Linked DNA regions of Homo sapiens: region 1 is linked to region 2. The links are chromatin loops, found by intact Hi-C in ENCODE. Cell type or tissue: CD14-positive monocyte. All regions are shown on one strand.

What was found. A loop is a pair of places that touch in the nucleus more often than their neighbours do. Peaks named below come from ENCODE experiments on the same cell type or tissue, not always from the same donor. Only the 100,000 strongest peaks of a DNase experiment are listed, where the experiment ranks them.
Region 1: it touches region 2 in a loop (2.7-fold over the local background); 8 of 110 quality-filtered maps call a loop at or near these places.

The regions. Positions count from the first base shown.
Region 1 is chr11:35,234,574-35,242,573 of GRCh38, reverse strand. No RefSeq gene overlaps it. Among named protein-coding and RNA genes, the nearest start is that of CD44-AS1, 24 kb to the right of the region's middle. RefSeq lists enhancers at 4,393-4,462, 4,473-4,542. In CD14-positive monocyte, CTCF peaks have their summits at 3,974 and 4,180; DNase peaks (open chromatin) are centred at 2,913, 4,263, 5,713 and 6,443; H3K4me3 peaks cover 584 bases; H3K27ac peaks cover 1,346 bases.
Region 2 is chr11:35,301,057-35,309,056 of GRCh38, reverse strand. SLC1A2 (solute carrier family 1 member 2) reads left to right here. Exons shown (of 11, transcript NM_004171.4): 5 at 2,815-2,983; 6 at 7,412-7,538. Among named protein-coding and RNA genes, the nearest start is that of SLC1A2-AS1, 23 kb to the right of the region's middle. RefSeq lists an enhancer at 3,255-3,344. In CD14-positive monocyte, CTCF peaks have their summits at 2,866 and 3,094 (motif pointing right); DNase peaks (open chromatin) are centred at 686, 3,106, 4,446 and 5,016; H3K4me3 peaks cover 4,333 bases; H3K27ac peaks cover 6,047 bases.

The sequences.
Region 1 (8,000 bases), 66 kb after region 2:
TTGCAGTTGTTTGTACTGCAAACAACTGCCTGGTAACATTAAGCAAATCTATCTCTTGCTCTGGTATTTCAGCTTAGATGTGTCTTCTCTGGTGTAACCTCAGTTGGGAACAAAATAAAACACTCCTTATATGCTAGTAACAAATTGTGCCTATGAAAATGATGTTTAACTGTCCTGAAGAGAGAAGACTTTGATCATTAAAGAAGACTTTCCAAACACAGGATGAAGGAGATGACAGAATAGGTAAAGTCAATCTCTGAAGATATAATGTTATGATAGTTTCCCTAAGAGTGAGGCTAGAGAGTTTCAGAATGACAAAACATTATTTCTTTTTTGCACCTATTTCAAATTAAAAGTGAGGTTTTTAAATAGCTATGTTATTGGAAATTAAACAATGGACTGGTAGATTAGAAATGACCAAAAACTAATGTTACATGTTTATTTCCACCCCCATGGGATGGATCTCCAGTTATCCCCTGAAGAGATGAATCTCTAGCTATCCCCTGAAGAGATGGAAATCTCCATTGTCCAGCTGGGTTCTTGCAATGGGGAAATGCCTAGTGGAGGATGCTCTTGTTCAACAGTTATTGAACATGTATTAGGTGCCAGGCATTGGTCTATGTGTATTTTTATATATATTTACATAACTTTATATATATTTCTACAAGTGAAGAAACTGAGGTCTAAATATATCAAGTACAATGCCCTCAGGCATGATGTCCAGTAAGTAAGCAAGGATCAGGGCAGAAAGGCTGGCCTGCCTCTATTTTTCTTAGATATGTAGAGGTTAGGAGGCAGATTAGTTTTGCCAGGATGCAGCCACCACAGCTGCCATTCAGCAGCTATGCCACTCAGCAGCTATGCCACTGGACCACAGCCATTGTGTCACTACCTCTGTGAATCTCTCTTCATCTCTCACTTGTCTGTGTGTGATTTGCTCAAGATTCAAAGTCCTGGACAGGAGAATCCTTTGTGATCCTCATCCCCGTCTCTGACCACTTGGTGCCTCCAAGGCATAAGCATCTCCAAGTTTCTGCTGGAGCAACTGGCTCTCTACTCAGAGGCTCTCACTCTGCTCACACTTAGGTGACATCTTCCTACACCTGCTAGATCATGAATTCCTCTGCCATTTACTGTTTTCCAAAATCTCTTGATATCTTTTTCTGCTAAGGTCCCTTCTTCCAATCTCTTTGTGAGTCTACATTATTTTGATGCATTTGTGATCATTTGAGTAAGTGTTAGGAAGGAGAATACATAATGAGTATATTCAATCTGTTGACTTTAACTGGAATTCTGTGATGGAATATTCATTCTCAAATGGAAGCAACACTTCACGCTGCTTCCCAGCAAGCAGCTCCAGGTCAATGTTTAACTGCCTCCAGTACCCCCCTCTCATTAGAAGAAACTCATATACACCCTGGCTAGGTCCACATTGGCACCTTGGTGCCATTCTACTAGCTATTTAGCAGCTGGCTTGAGGAATATATTCTCAGCTCTAGTTCTAGGCTATGACTTAGATAGGAAGTAAGCAGACATTTTATCTCCATTCAAATACCCTGGAAGAGCCCCTGGAATACAACAAGTGAGTTAATTCCTCTTTTTTTTTTTTTTTTGATCACGTACGAGGTCTGTTACTATTATTATTTGTGCATTTGTTCAACATACATGACTGACCATCCATGTGCCAGGTGATCTTCTAGATGCAAAGGACATTACAAGGAATGTGAAAATTACAGCCTCAGCTACTGATTTTTTAAAGCCTTGCATAATGATAGTAATGGTGAAATAGGAGGAAAGGGACCAGGTTTTCTTACCCCTGAATCACACAAGCTGGTGTGTGTATGTGCATGCCTTCGCAAGAGATATTCCTCTCCTTTTTTTTTTTTTTTTTGAGACAGTCTTGCTCTGTTGCCCAGGCTGGAGTTAAGTGGCGCTATCTCGCTCACTGCAAGCTCCGCATTCCAGCTTCAAGCAATTCTCGTGCCTCAGCCTCCCAAGTCGCTGGAAATACAGATGTGCACCACCATGCCTAGCTAGTTTTTGTATATTTAGTGGAGATGGTGTTTTGCCATGTTTGCCAGGCTGGTCTCGAACTCCTCGCCTCAAGTAATCCACCTGCCTCGGCCTCCCAGAGTGTTGGGATTATAGGTGTGAGCCGCCGTGTCCATCCCTTCTTTTAATTCTTGTCCCTCATCTTTCTTCCTTTAACCCCATCTATCTCTGGCGTCCCCACAACCTTCCCTTTCTCCTTATAATCACAACCCCTTCCCACAGAAATACAGATAGCCTCCAACTTAATGATGGTTTGACTTAAATTTTTTTGACTTTATGATGGGCTTATGCCAGTATTAAATGCATTCTTGACTTCTTATGATGTGTTATAGGAATATGGCCCCATTGTAAGTCCAAGAGCCTCTGTAACCAGCTCATGCCTGTCTCAGCTTTTTCGGTCCCCTCAGCTTTCCTAGCCTTCCACGTTGGATGCCAACTGCTTTTGTCCTCCTTCAAGTGATAGTTGCTCCACTGGGAGAAGGGATAACTTGAGTCCACAAGGGTGAGAGCTTGTCTCTGGGAGCTTGGCGGTGGGGAGGCGGGGGTGGAGAGGGGAGTGGTGGGCAGCATCAAAAAGATACTACCACACTGGGTTTCCCCTGGGTTACCTAAAATCAAGCACATCTCACCACCTCCAGGATTAATTTCTTTCAGAAACTCTCTGTTCTAACCTGTATGACATAAACCATTTTCTCCTACTCATTTTGACACTCTTACTAGCAGAATTAAATACCCTGGACTTATTATGCTAAAAGAGCATTCTCCCACCTTGCCTCTGAGATAGTTTATCAGACACCTCATTGTTATTTGACAATAAAGAATATCTTGTCCAAGTCGTACTTCCCTAAACCCTGGAGGCAGAGGGGAAGTCTCAGTTCATTCAGTCACAATGATAAGACTTAAAATGTAATCCCTTTGTGTGGTTCATCAACGAGATTAGATGATATTTTTTGGAACAGAAAACATTTCTAGCATAAAATTTCTGGGAATAAAGAATTTTCTAGAAAATGGATGTCTTATTGTCTACCTTTCTACAGAAATGAAGTAGACAATTACTTTTGTATTTTTAATGTTGAATTCTTTTTAAGGAACAATAAAAGGCAGAAAATAAGCCAGTCTCTTGTTTGAGTAGTCCTAGATTCTTTTAGGAAATTTCTTTAGCCAAGAGCTTCTTTGTAAATGAAAACTGAGAACCAAAGTTTGGCATATTATTAAACTTTTCCTCAAACATCAAATGAACAAGTAATCTGTGCCACACTTAGAATCAACTAATAGACATAAAGTGATTTACAGTCCCCAATAATTTTGACACTTGTTTAATAGCTCACTAATTTTGATGCCAGCCTTCTTTAAGAACTGAAATGAAAACTATTCCTGTTAAAAGAGTCAGTATGTTCAGGCAGAAGCAGTGTGGCATAGGAGTTAAGAGAGCATGTTCTAGGTCTGGGCTGTTTACATTGGCAGACTGCTCTGCCAGTTACTAGCAGAGTGACTATGCTTCCTCTGCCTTAGTTTCCCCATCTGTAGATGCAACATAATATGGTACTTCATCTCACAAGGTTGTGCAGAGTATCATTTCCGTTTTCTTATTTTAGCATGTCTGTACCAGGCACTGTTTTAAGATCTTTCAGGTATTATCTTGTTTAGTTCTGATAACTCTGTAAGCTATGTTCTACGATTACCTGTTAAACCACAGAGAGGTTAAATAACTTAATTTAGTTAACACATGCAACATGCTTAAGACAGTGCCCAAGTAGATAGCAAATGCTCAATTTCAGCCATTATAGATCAATATTCTATCTATCCCTCTGTCATAGCAGGTTCTTGGCTACAATTATCTGTGTCCTTCAGACAAGGATCTGTAGCGCAGCAATGGCGCAATGCCTGGCATATAGTAGATATTCAGTAAATGACGTTTAAATTGCAACTAATGAATGTTTCCTTCTTTTCATGATCTATAAATCCTTTTCAAAACACAAAATGTAGTTTAAAAAGAAAACGTGGACCATCAGTTATTCCCCAACCGTTTGTCCCAACTCAGGCAACCCAGTTCCATTCCCATTCCCACTCCCCACTAAGCCTTGAGTGCAAGGATGCCCACCTTCACCCTCTTCTTTCTGGTTTTACCTTGAGGATTCGAGAACGGAAGTCAGGCGGAAGGACTCAGTTTCTACGAAGACAAAGGGCATGTTGTAAAGCATCCACTAGGGGGCGCATTATCAACAGGGCAGAGAAGGCCAACAAGATGGTTGAAAACGAAGTTTCTGCAAAGGACGTGAACCTTGATGGGAAAATTTTCATTACTCTCATCCTTGGCTTGACAGATGAACACATTGCACTTTTCTCAGTCAGCTTTTACACAAAGGTCTAAATTTTGTCCAAGGGGGAAGTGATCTAAAACAGGGAGTCGGAGGTCCCTTGCCTATTGAGAGAGGTCCCAGCTTGCCACTGCCCTGAGGGAGAGTACAGCGCAGCCAATGACTCTGCTGCCCAGACCAGACTTTGTAGTTCTGAGTTGCTGTGCCTCCAAGCCCAGTGAAAGGGATTGAGAGAGTGGAAGAGAAGTAAAGTGTGGCCAAGACAACTTGCCCTGGAAGTGCAGCCAGCAAAACCCATTGAGGTTTGGAAGAGAGATGCTGTCCTTATTGAGACGCTTTTGAGTTTACTTTATACTTATTATGATTTAAATATCTGCTATATGCATAGACAGTCCTTATTAAATAGCTACTAACTTTCTTTCAGAACAATTGTTTGAAATCTTACTCTTCTTTGCATCCCTCTGACAGTTTACCCCTCTGACAGCTTTTCTTCACATTTCTCTCTTCATTTCTTAATGAGATTTAAAGAATCCTAGAAGAGGCGAAAATAAAAAGTAAATCTCTCACTGAACTCTAGTAACCCAAGCTGAAATTTGAAGCCCTTAGCCTTTATTATTGAAAACCTGTCTCTCCACTTCTGCATGGGTGAGTTCCCAAGGTCAAGGATCTTCAGAATCTCCAGAGCTAGGCCCTTGAAATTTCAATCTCATTTCTTCTCTCTCCCTATCTAGGGGTCACCTTGAAGGTTGGCTCTGGCAGAGCCTTTGTGTTATAGATGTTGGCAATAATAAACCTGCATATTCCACCCTTCCCCAGAAAACAGGAGTGGGAATCTCTTCTTCTTTTTGATACTATTTGGAAATCTTAGGGTGGGAGAGGGTAGGCTTTTCAGACCCCAGTGCTTAAAAGGGTTTGGGAGAGGTTCAGAAATTTTTGGAACACCTCTGACTTCTCCCAAATCATGGTTCATATTCTTTCTAGACCCCTACTGTGTATTCACACAAAAGTGATTAAGATAGCAGAAATGAGGGAAGGAAACCTATATGCGTCTACTATATTCCATCATTTTACAGATATTATCTCATTTAACCCCCCAGCATTCTTTCCGGTAGAGATTATTATTCCTGCTTTACCGATGAGGAAACCGAGGCACAGAACTGTTCAATAATTCGTGTAAGGTTATACATAAGTAAATGGCAGAGGTTGAATTTGAACTGAGAGTCTTGTTTTAAATATCACCTTTTAAAAGCTAAACCTTAGCCTCCTCTTCTGAGGTTTATTATTCCTCTTTCGGGAGAGAGGAAGGAGGAAGTGGTTTAGACAAGACTTCTGGAAAACAGTAGTCACCACGTAATGAGATCAGCAGTCTGGAAGCCTAATGGGGCAGGATTGAGGAGCCGGGTTATGGGCGGCCCTGACAGGCAAACTACTGGTGTTCAAGACCAGGTGTCAACACAGGCAAGAAATGGGGCTTGAGGCCAGGATGCCCAGCCAGACTTTCTTCTCCACTGAGCCTTTGCCCCGGGCATCACAGCAAAAATCACATTTACACATGACTGATTCTTCCCTTTCCAATAAGCACAGCATCTATGAAGTTGTTTATGGTTTCCTAAATTAATTCCATTGCCAATGTGGTCTAAATGGTGAGTGTACTCATCCCCAAATCTTTTCAGTGGTTTCTGAAAGCCTCCTTTGGCTCCACCAGGCACAGGGAGCTCTGGAATACTGACCTGGTTTGCAACATTTGGAGATGATGTCTTAACTTCAGCAAATTCAGTTTACCAAACTTCTGACAATAGACAATTCAGGCATGTTAAGCCAGAGACTTTGGAGAGAGCTGAGCTCTATCCCTGGTTCTACCACTTTCTACTTACCTGGTTTGGGGGACCATAATGAATTTCTCCGTACCCTCACACCTCATCATATAGTAGAACAGACAGGTTCATGGGCGGATTAATGAAATTGCAAAGTAAGAACTACAATGACATATGGACAAGGTAAGAGTTATACCCACAGAGGGGAAAATGAGCTCATCCTGGATAGGGGTGGGGCAAGACAACTTCCTGGAGGTGACGATCAAAGCCTTGGGTGGATGCCCAACTTTGGTTAACCTACAGCCACAACCTAGATGGCCAAGATTTAATCAACGAATGCCAGTTATTAGCTTCCTGGACTCCCTGCTTGTTAGCCTTGCTTTGAAAGCAAAAACCTTTCAACTAAAATTGAAGGGCTTTCTTCATGGGGAGCTTCAGATTCTGAAATAATCTGTCTCCAGCCACTGTAAGTTAATAGCAATTCACACTTAAAAGTTGGTTAGAGTTCAGAACATTGGAGGAAATGGTGAAGGAAGAAGTTAAGTACCTACTGTGCATATGTGGGTGATGGCAGGTAGGAATTAATATTTTTGAGGACCTAATATACCCCAGCACTGACACGTACTTGTTAAATTTAATCCTCATAGCCACCCTATGAAGGTTTTACTGTCTCTTTACTGACTCAAAATATTTAAGATGTGTGAACAGAGTTTCACAGTTAAGTAAGTGGTAGAATCAGTATTAAAACCCAAAATTTGTCTGATCCCAAAGCTCATGCTGTTTCTACCATACCAAGCAATCTCCCAAACACATTTACACATGACTTTGCTCCTTCCTTTTCCAATAAGCATGGGGTTTATAAAGTTGTTCATGGTTTTCTAAGTTAATGCCATTGCCAATATGGCTCAAATGGTGAGTGTATTTTAAGCATAAACATGAGAGGTGCCCTTGAGCACAAGAATCTTTCAACATGTCTATCGTAGATCTTGATCACACTAATGGCCCTGATAATTGGCTTTTTTGTAACCATATTTTTTGCAGTGTGACTTTGCAGCTTCTCCCATTAGGAGATAGAATCTATTTCCCTTCTTTTAAAATCTGGGCTGCTCTCGTAACTTGATTGGTCAATAGAATATGGTGGAATGACAGAGCACCAGTTCTGAGCCTAGGCCTCAAGAGGACCTGTGAGCATGTGCTCTTACTTGGAACCCTGTCAGGCCTGGACCAGCCAGCTGGAGGCATGTAAGAGTCAGATGGAAAAAGACCCCAATCATCCCAGATGAAGCTGTCCGAAATCAGACAGCTTCTAGCTGACCTGTTTGTTAATCACACACACAAATGCATGAGTCCCGTCATGCTCAAGTGAGCCCTGCCAAGATCAGCAGAAGTACTCAGTTAACTGGTGGATGCATAAGAAATAAATACATGCTTGTTATTTTAAGCGACTAATTTTGGAACAGTTTTTAATGCATCAGTAGTTAATGAATACAACAAAAAATAATTTTCTTTTTAATTAGAGGTCAATAAAAGCAAAACATTGATTGTTTTAATTATTAGTCAGTACTCCAACTTTAAGTGTTCTCTAGACCTGCTGTACAGCTGTCATCTTGGGATCTCCCTTTATCATCATTTTAAGAACTCCCTCTACTTTGTTTTCTGAAACTCATGTCCTCTCCTCTCTTGGTAACTCCCTTGTTTTGATGGAGTACATCCTTTGGGAGTTGCCTGTGAATGGGTGAGCAGGTTTGGAGACTATGATTACCTAAAATCTCTTTATTCCATCCTTATACTTAATTTGCAGCTTAACTAAGTTAGA
Region 2 (8,000 bases):
AGGCACAGATATGCAGAAGCTGAAAAGTACTTATAATGTTCAGAAAAGAAAAAGGAGGCTGTGTGAGGCCAGTGTGGAGGTATAGTGAGTGGAGGAAGGTAAACTCAGCTCAGGCATGACTTGGTGGGCCAGGGGAAGCTAAGGATATAGATAGGGTTATAGGTAGCCACACTTACCTATAGACTGTATGCAGACAAGAAGAAAGTTGAGTAGGTCAGTTTATGGTTTTGCAGGTTTTATGATGAGACATGATGGTGGCTTAGGGACAGGGAGACTGGAATTAGCACCTGCTATGCTTTGGATGTCTGTCCCTTCCAAAATTCATGCTGAAATTTAGTTGCCATTATAACAATATTGATAAGTGGACCCTTTGGGAGGTGATTAGGCCATGAGGTCTCTGCTTTCATGGATGGGATTAATGCTGCTATAAAAGAATGAGTTTGGCTCCTTTGTGCCTCTCTTTGCCTTTCTACCTTCCTCCATATAATGATGCAGCAAGAAGGCTCTTGCCCGATGCTGATATCTTCATTGTGTACTTCCCAGTCTCCAGAATGGTGAAAAAATAAATTTCTGTTTATCATAAATTATCCAGTCTTAGGTATTCTGTCGTAGCAGCACAAAACAGACTAAAACAGCACTTACATGGAGTTGTGCAACCGAACAGCTTCTGTGAATCAGGAACTCAGGCAGAGAACTCGGCCTGCGTTCGTGTTCCTATCTCCTCAGCTTCAACTTACATCACTGGCCTTTGCTATTTGAAATCTGGATTTCTGGAGTCAAACATAACTCATCTCGAATCCTGCTTCAGCAACTAACTAGCAAGCTGCCCTTGAGTCGAAGGGCTACTGTTGACCTAAGACGTAATGGATGTAAAATAGGTAGCAGCTGGCCTCCTGCCTGATCCTGACAGCCACCATTCATTTAGATCCATGAGTATTTCTCTTTTAAACCAAACGTAGGCTTCTTTAGCATCCTTAGGATAGGTTGACAGTTGGCTTTGGTTCCCTTTTCTTTCCTGGGAGCATGACTCTGCTGTTCACATAAGCTTCTCTTGTGATCCTCCCTGCATTCTCTTCACACCAATGTTGCCCAGATGAAGGGGCCACATTGAGGGGAGAAGTGGGCTGCCTGTTCTCCCCTCACACAGCAGGCCCTAGGCTTCCTCTCTCCCTGCACGAGTACATGTGGCCAGGCTAGAACAGAGAGCACCCTGCCTCACCTCAGAGAACACTGACCTCCCTTCCCATCCATTTTAAATAACTGGCAGTTCAGCATTGCTTCCTATGGGAACCAGCACAGTAGGATTGGGTCCCTATAGCTTAACATACAGCACAGACTGTGGAAATAACTCAATGGAGGTGAGGTCATCTGAGTTGACATCCCAGTTCTGCCCATAACTCCATGACGTCCAACAAGTCACTTGACTTTCCCGTACATCTTCTTCCGTATCTATTCGGGGTTCAGCCATCTGTTACCTACTACATGCCAGCACTGACAATCTAGGATTCTGCATTGAGTTCTATTTTAATGCCCCTGGAGGTGGTGTTTTTTAAGCTCAGATGTGGATTTTTATAGCACTCTGCATGTAGGGTGCCTGGCACCTTTAAAAATAGGACCACTGCCATGGATGTCGAGGAATAGCGGGAGAGGTTCCTTGTGAGTCATCTGACAGAGACACTTGGGGAACATTGAGAAAGGCTTGGCATCACTGCTCAGAAGGAGTGGCTGTCTTCCCACCTTGAATTTGGATCTGAAATATAAGCAAATGCTCCTGCCATGGTGGCTGCTGGCAGCTGGCACTCTTGGTGCCCAGATGGAGATTTCCAGCTGAGCCTGGCTCTAGAAGGAGCCCAAACTGAGGCAGCCTGTGATACCCCTGTCCAGTGGGGACCAGGTAGAGGGGAAAACAGGTGGATCATGAGTTGCTGATCTGACCCCTGCCAAGGCTTCCTATTCTTAACCAGATCCAGGGCCCATCACAACTGGAAGGACCATCACAACTGGAAGGACCATCTAACTGGGTCTCACAATTGGGAAGAGCATCCAAGTTAGACATTTCATACTGTTTCTGAGCTACAATCATAGGAGTGAAAGAAGACATTTATCCCCCAAGTTTAAGCCTGTGTCCTATTATTGACTACAGTACTTATAGTACATTTGCAAATTATTTTCATACATTCTATATTTATGAAATTGTGTCATTTGAAGCAACATGGATAAGACTGGCGGTCGTTATCTTAGGTGAAATAAGCCAGGCACAAAAAGACAGATATTGCATTTCTCATTTATATGTGGGAGCTAAAATATTTGAACACATGGAAAAATAGTGGAAAAATAGATAACAGAGGCTAGGAAGGGTGAGTGGGGGGAAAGGGGAAGGACGAAGGGAAGTAGCTTAAAGGGTACAAACATACAGAAAGATAGAAGGAATTCATTCAATGTTTGATAGCAGAGTTGGATGACTGTACTTAAAAAATGCATTGTACTCAGATGTTAGACACCTTAAATGCCCTGATTTGATCATCACACATTGTATACATTAAAAAATTTATCATGTACCCCATAAATTTGCACAAATAAAAAATTGTGTAATTATCTGTGATTAGGACAATTGTATCTCACTGTGTATAATAAAACACCACTTTGTAAATATAGACATATAAAATATTCTCCAGTTTTCATAACCTTGTTTTGGCATTTCTTAATTATTGTTAACCTGTTGGGAACCTTAAAATATATGAGTAGCCAATCTTTTTTTTTTTCACCTTATAGGCCAAATCTCAGCTCTATGCCTTTTTTCCCTCACTCTGTTAGATTCAAACAGTGACGAAGAAAGTCCTGGTTGCACCACCGCCGGACGAGGAGGCCAACGCAACCAGCGCTGTTGTCTCTCTGTTGAACGAGACTGTGACTGAGGTGCCGGAGGAGACTAAGATGGTTATCAAGAAGGGCCTGGAGTTCAAGGATGGGATGAACGTCTTAGGTAGGCCAGCTGGTGGTCCGGGATTCTGCTTCCCTGGCAATGGCTGGGCTATCCTGCACTCCCTTTTCAGAAAACTGATGACTCAGCTGTCCTCTAGGTGGAGCAGGAGGCTCTCTCTGGGGAGCAATTTGAGGGTCACTGGGACTGAGAGCTGAGCGATTTAAGGAAGAGAGAGAAGGGCAGAGGAGACCATAAGGGGACAGGGCAGCAAGAAGCTGGGTATGGGAAAAAAGGAGGGAGCTCACCGTCATTGGGCACATTCCCTGACTCTCTGTGTGGTGTTAGAAAGTCACTTTCTCTGACTCTCTGTGTTATTAAGTGACACATCCATTGCTTTCGTTTCTTAAGCATTTTTTAAAAGCTGCCCCCATGTACTGGTGCTGTGCTAGGTGCGGGGGCTGGACCACCACAGCCCTTAGTCTGCAAACAAATGCAATGCTACCAGGATTGTAAAGTGTTGGAGTAGGTACCAAGGGAGCTTTACAGATTATCTTGTTATCTTGTTTTACTTTCTGGGATCCCAGTGAGCCCTTTCTCCTAGCCCAGTACCTTCTTAGCATGCCATCCTAGAGGTTTTTGGGCTCTGCAGTTGGGCAGACCTGGGTTTGGATCCAGTATGGGCCACTTACTGGTTATCTGACCCTGGGCAAGTTACTCCATTTCTCTGAGCCTCATTTGTAAAATGGAAATAGGATTGGCATCTATTTTGTAGATTACTGTGAGGATGAAATGTGATTGTGCATATAGGGCACAGTAGCACATGCCATGTGCTCTCTCCGTATGAGCTGTGATCATTATTCAAAGTGGGTGGAGAGCTGAGGAGTTCAGTAAGAAAATACCTCCATGAGGGACAGAGGTTTATTACCATGTGAGCGGCTCTAGTCTGCCCAGTTTGCTCCCCTCCCACTCAGTGGGTCCACTCCCTTCCGTAACCTCCATCCATCACTAGAATGGTGTCCCCGAGACAGGAAATAGGGGCATTTGGCCAAAACCTGGGAGAAATGGTGAATCTGGATGGATGAAGTATGTTTATTTATCCAAGCACAATTTCTAAAGGTTTGGATGACAGCTACTTAGAGATGAATGAGCTCAGTAGTCCTTTCACGTTGTCATCTGAAAGATCACATGGCCTTGTCTCCTTAGTTGGGTTGTCAGATAAAATACAGAATGCCTGGATAAATTTGAATTTTAGATAAAAAGCAAATAGTTTTTTAGTGTAAGTCACAAATATTGCATGGGACATAATAATACTAAAAAAAAAGTATTCATTTTTTACCTGAAATTCAAAAAGTAATTGAGTGTCATGTTTGTTTGTTTGTTCCAAATTTGGTAAGCCTACTCCTTAGCCATCTAGAATGGTAGAGAGAAAGAGGAGAGAGAGGGAGCAGAATTGCACAGTCACTGAGAAGCAGAAGCAGATCTTTTTTGTTTGGCTTGGCAGGAAGCAGGTTGGATGAGTGAGAGTGAGGGAAGAGATGAGCTGACTAGGTTGCTGGGCAATGGAAGATCAATAAACATTGTTTAACAACCAGTGGGAGGTGAGAGGTGGAAGGAGCGAGGAGTAGGAAGGAGAGTTCCTCTGGGGAGATTTTGCAAATATCCCCAGCACCCACCACCGAGCAGCTCTTCTCCCTCACTGTCCAGCTATCTATGTTCCTTTCAGGTCCTTCCTAACTCCCCCATGGTCTTTTCTGGTGGGTCATAACTTAAAACACCCAACCCCCTTTTGTCAAAGTGTTCCTCAGTCTTCTCCATACTCAGGAGGAGCTTGAGGCCATGAACAATGGGGCCAGGGCTTTGGAGTGAATCATTCAAAGACTTTCCTGGTTGTTTCCAGAGTCTTGGTGGATTCTGGGAAGTCACAGGACCTTTGGCTCTACTGGGGAGTTTCAACACAACTCACTACTCTGTAACCCCAGCGGCCAAGTCCAAGAGGGTTTTGTTCAGATGCAACACCCCCGTTCCAGTGAGCAATTTCAATTAGGCAATGTTTACAAAGAAAAATTACAAGCTGAATACGGTTTCCATCCAAGTGCAGATCAAGGCTCTGGAAAGCCAAGGGAAGTTAGACTGTTGAGAAACTTCCCATTTACAAATCATGGCTGAAATAAGGTTCTTTCCACGGTCTTCTGAGGGTGGAGATAGTGGCTTTTTTATTTGTTTGTTTTGCTGTCTTTCTGTTTTTTGGCTTTGGAAAGTCCCGAGGATTAAGCACTTGCAATAAGTGAAGATACAACCCCAGCTCTTGCCTCCCACTTCTTTAAGGAACCATTTCTCTCCTAAAAAACCTCCAGAAACAATTCTGGTCTCCACCCTCTCCCAACTGCTTAAATCAACTCCAACTGTTCCTTTAAAAACCTATCTCTCATAGATATGGCCAGTTTCTGCTGACACTGAATGGAGCTTTTTTTATTCCAGTTCTTTGGGACCTTGATACCTCGGGCATTTTCTCTTAATTTCAAATGAAATTAACCAAGTAATATGAGCTATTCTCAGCCAGAATATTCAGATTGATTCTCTTTGACCTCCCACGTAGCAGACTCCTCTCCATGGGCTTGAGAGAAGGACTTGGGAATGGCCTGAAATTGATTTTGTACATTACTGCGGAACTAGTTCCCTCTGTCCTGGATCTAATCTTCCCTAAGCCTTTGTCTTTCCAGACCAATAACTTACTTGTGAAGTCATTTGTCAAGCTTTCTAGCTGAGAGCAAAAAGAGGAGATACTAAATGTGAAGTATTAGTAACCCCAAGTGCAAGTGATGGATTCTTTTTGCTGAAGATAGAAAGGATCCAGCAAAGGGTAGTTAGACAATCTGGGTTGATATGTGCTTGGTGTAAAGAGGTTAGTGGGTTAGATGACTAGGGAAAGAGTAAAGTCAAAGGTTCAGAGAGAAGGAATTTTGTTATAAGAGAATCAAATTATAATGCTAAAATTTACTGAGTATGGGTTAAGACTTTAGGCATAACTGGACACCATAGGAAACTGGATATAATAGGGAGGGACTGGAAATTAGGACTGCCAAATTGAGCAGGTTAGGTGTGGAGAAGAGGAGGAAAGAGAAGATGGCTCATACTTCAGAGTCAGAGAACAAGTCAGGTGGGGAAGCAAAGTCCTGTAGCCAAGGACATAGCAACACTGATTTATAGAACATGTAAGTAGTAAGAACTGAGACCTCAAGAATGGCAATACTAGATCAGGGGTCAGAGGTCAGGGAGCACATGGGGATTGGAAATTAGAAATCCAGATAGCCCCCAGGCAGTACTGGAAACACCTGTAAGCCGCACAATGTGCCCCAGTCCCTGGATGCGTTGGAGTGAGACTGCAGGCCTGAGCGTGAGGTACCGAGGGAGAGAATGGAAGGGACCAACAGGAGTGGTAGGAAGAGCAAAGCCAGGCCTAGCCTTGGAGGAACTAAAGTGTAGGGCAGATTCCCAGGATCTCAGGCACAGGGGATGAGGTAAAGCCAACACAGAAGTAAGACTCATGGTTGGGTATTGGAGTTGGTCCAAGACCTAGTGCAATGTGATGCTGACATGAAGAGGGCAGAGATGAAGCTCCTTAAATCTTTCCTGGGGTTAGGATTGACCCCAAAGGCTGATGTGAGGCTGGACTTAGATACAAGTCAAGAATGTCAAGTAAAGGAAGAAAAGAGTGGAGGGACTAGGAACTAGCAAAATCTGACAGTGAATCTATATTCTGTCTTTATGATCCTGAAAAAATAAATAAAATTAAAAAAGCATTCTAACCATTTCAATCATGAAAATAATTATGACAAATTCATAAATAACAGATTACATTTAAAAAAACTGGATAAAATGGAATTTCGGATTCCTTATTGTTTTCCCTTTGATTTTTCAGTATTTTTTTCTCCCTGTCATTTTATGTGTGTAGTAATAAAAAATAATTTTACATATAGGATTTTGTAAGAGTGAAACATACCAGCCATGCATTGATTTGGGATAATACCAAAACAAGCTAGATGTAACTCTAGCAAAGAATTTATTGGCTAATTGGCCTCTGCTATTCCAATATTGGCTCCAAAGTTTGTATGATAATCCCCAAGTCCCAACAGGCTTTTCCTCGTTAATCTGTGTAATAAAGGAATCTGCTTACACATGATTTCATAAGTGAGGGGAGGGAAAAGAGAGCACCTTTTAGTTTGGAATGAAAATGAATACATTTTCTTCAAGGACCTAATGCTGCTTACAGTTTAACTTGCTCATGTGGAAAGTGTTCAAGAAATCCAAAATTATCCAGGGGAAAGTTACATTCAGTATCAAATATAATGCTTTGTTCTTTTAATGTCTAATTCATAGGGTAACCAGCAGTGAGAACATGGCTCCATACATTGGGAATGGTAAAGAATGAGGGAGAAAAAGTACATTTTTTGTAATTTGTCCTTCTATGTAATGTGATTCATCCAACAGGTCTGATAGGGTTTTTCATTGCTTTTGGCATCGCTATGGGGAAGATGGGAGATCAGGCCAAGCTGATGGTGGATTTCTTCAACATTTTGAATGAGATTGTAATGAAGTTAGTGATCATGATCATGTGGTAAGTGGCCTTGTTCTTACTTCTTAGCAGTGGGTTGAGAAAGCCTTGGGGTCCCCAGAGGATACTGGAGCTCTCCCTGCAGGAAAAAGTTGGCATGGGCTGATCAAATGTCTTTCCAGAAAGACTTTGAGAAAGGGATGAAAATATCTTTTTTGGAGCTTCCCCTAGAACAAGTGTAGACAAATTATGCCCCTTGGGCCAAATCTAACCTACTCTCTCTTTTATATGGCCAGCGAGTTGAGAATGGGTTGTATATTTTTATGTAACTGTCTTAGTTGGGTTGCCATAACAAAATACCAAAGACTGAGTGGCTTAGAAACAACAGAAATTTCTTTCTTATGGTTCTGGAGGCTGGAAGTTCAAGATCAGGGTGCCAGTATGGTTGGGTCTGATAAGGGGCCTTTTCCAGGTTGCAGACCAACTTCTCATTGTATCCACAGTTAGAAAGATATTTATTTATTT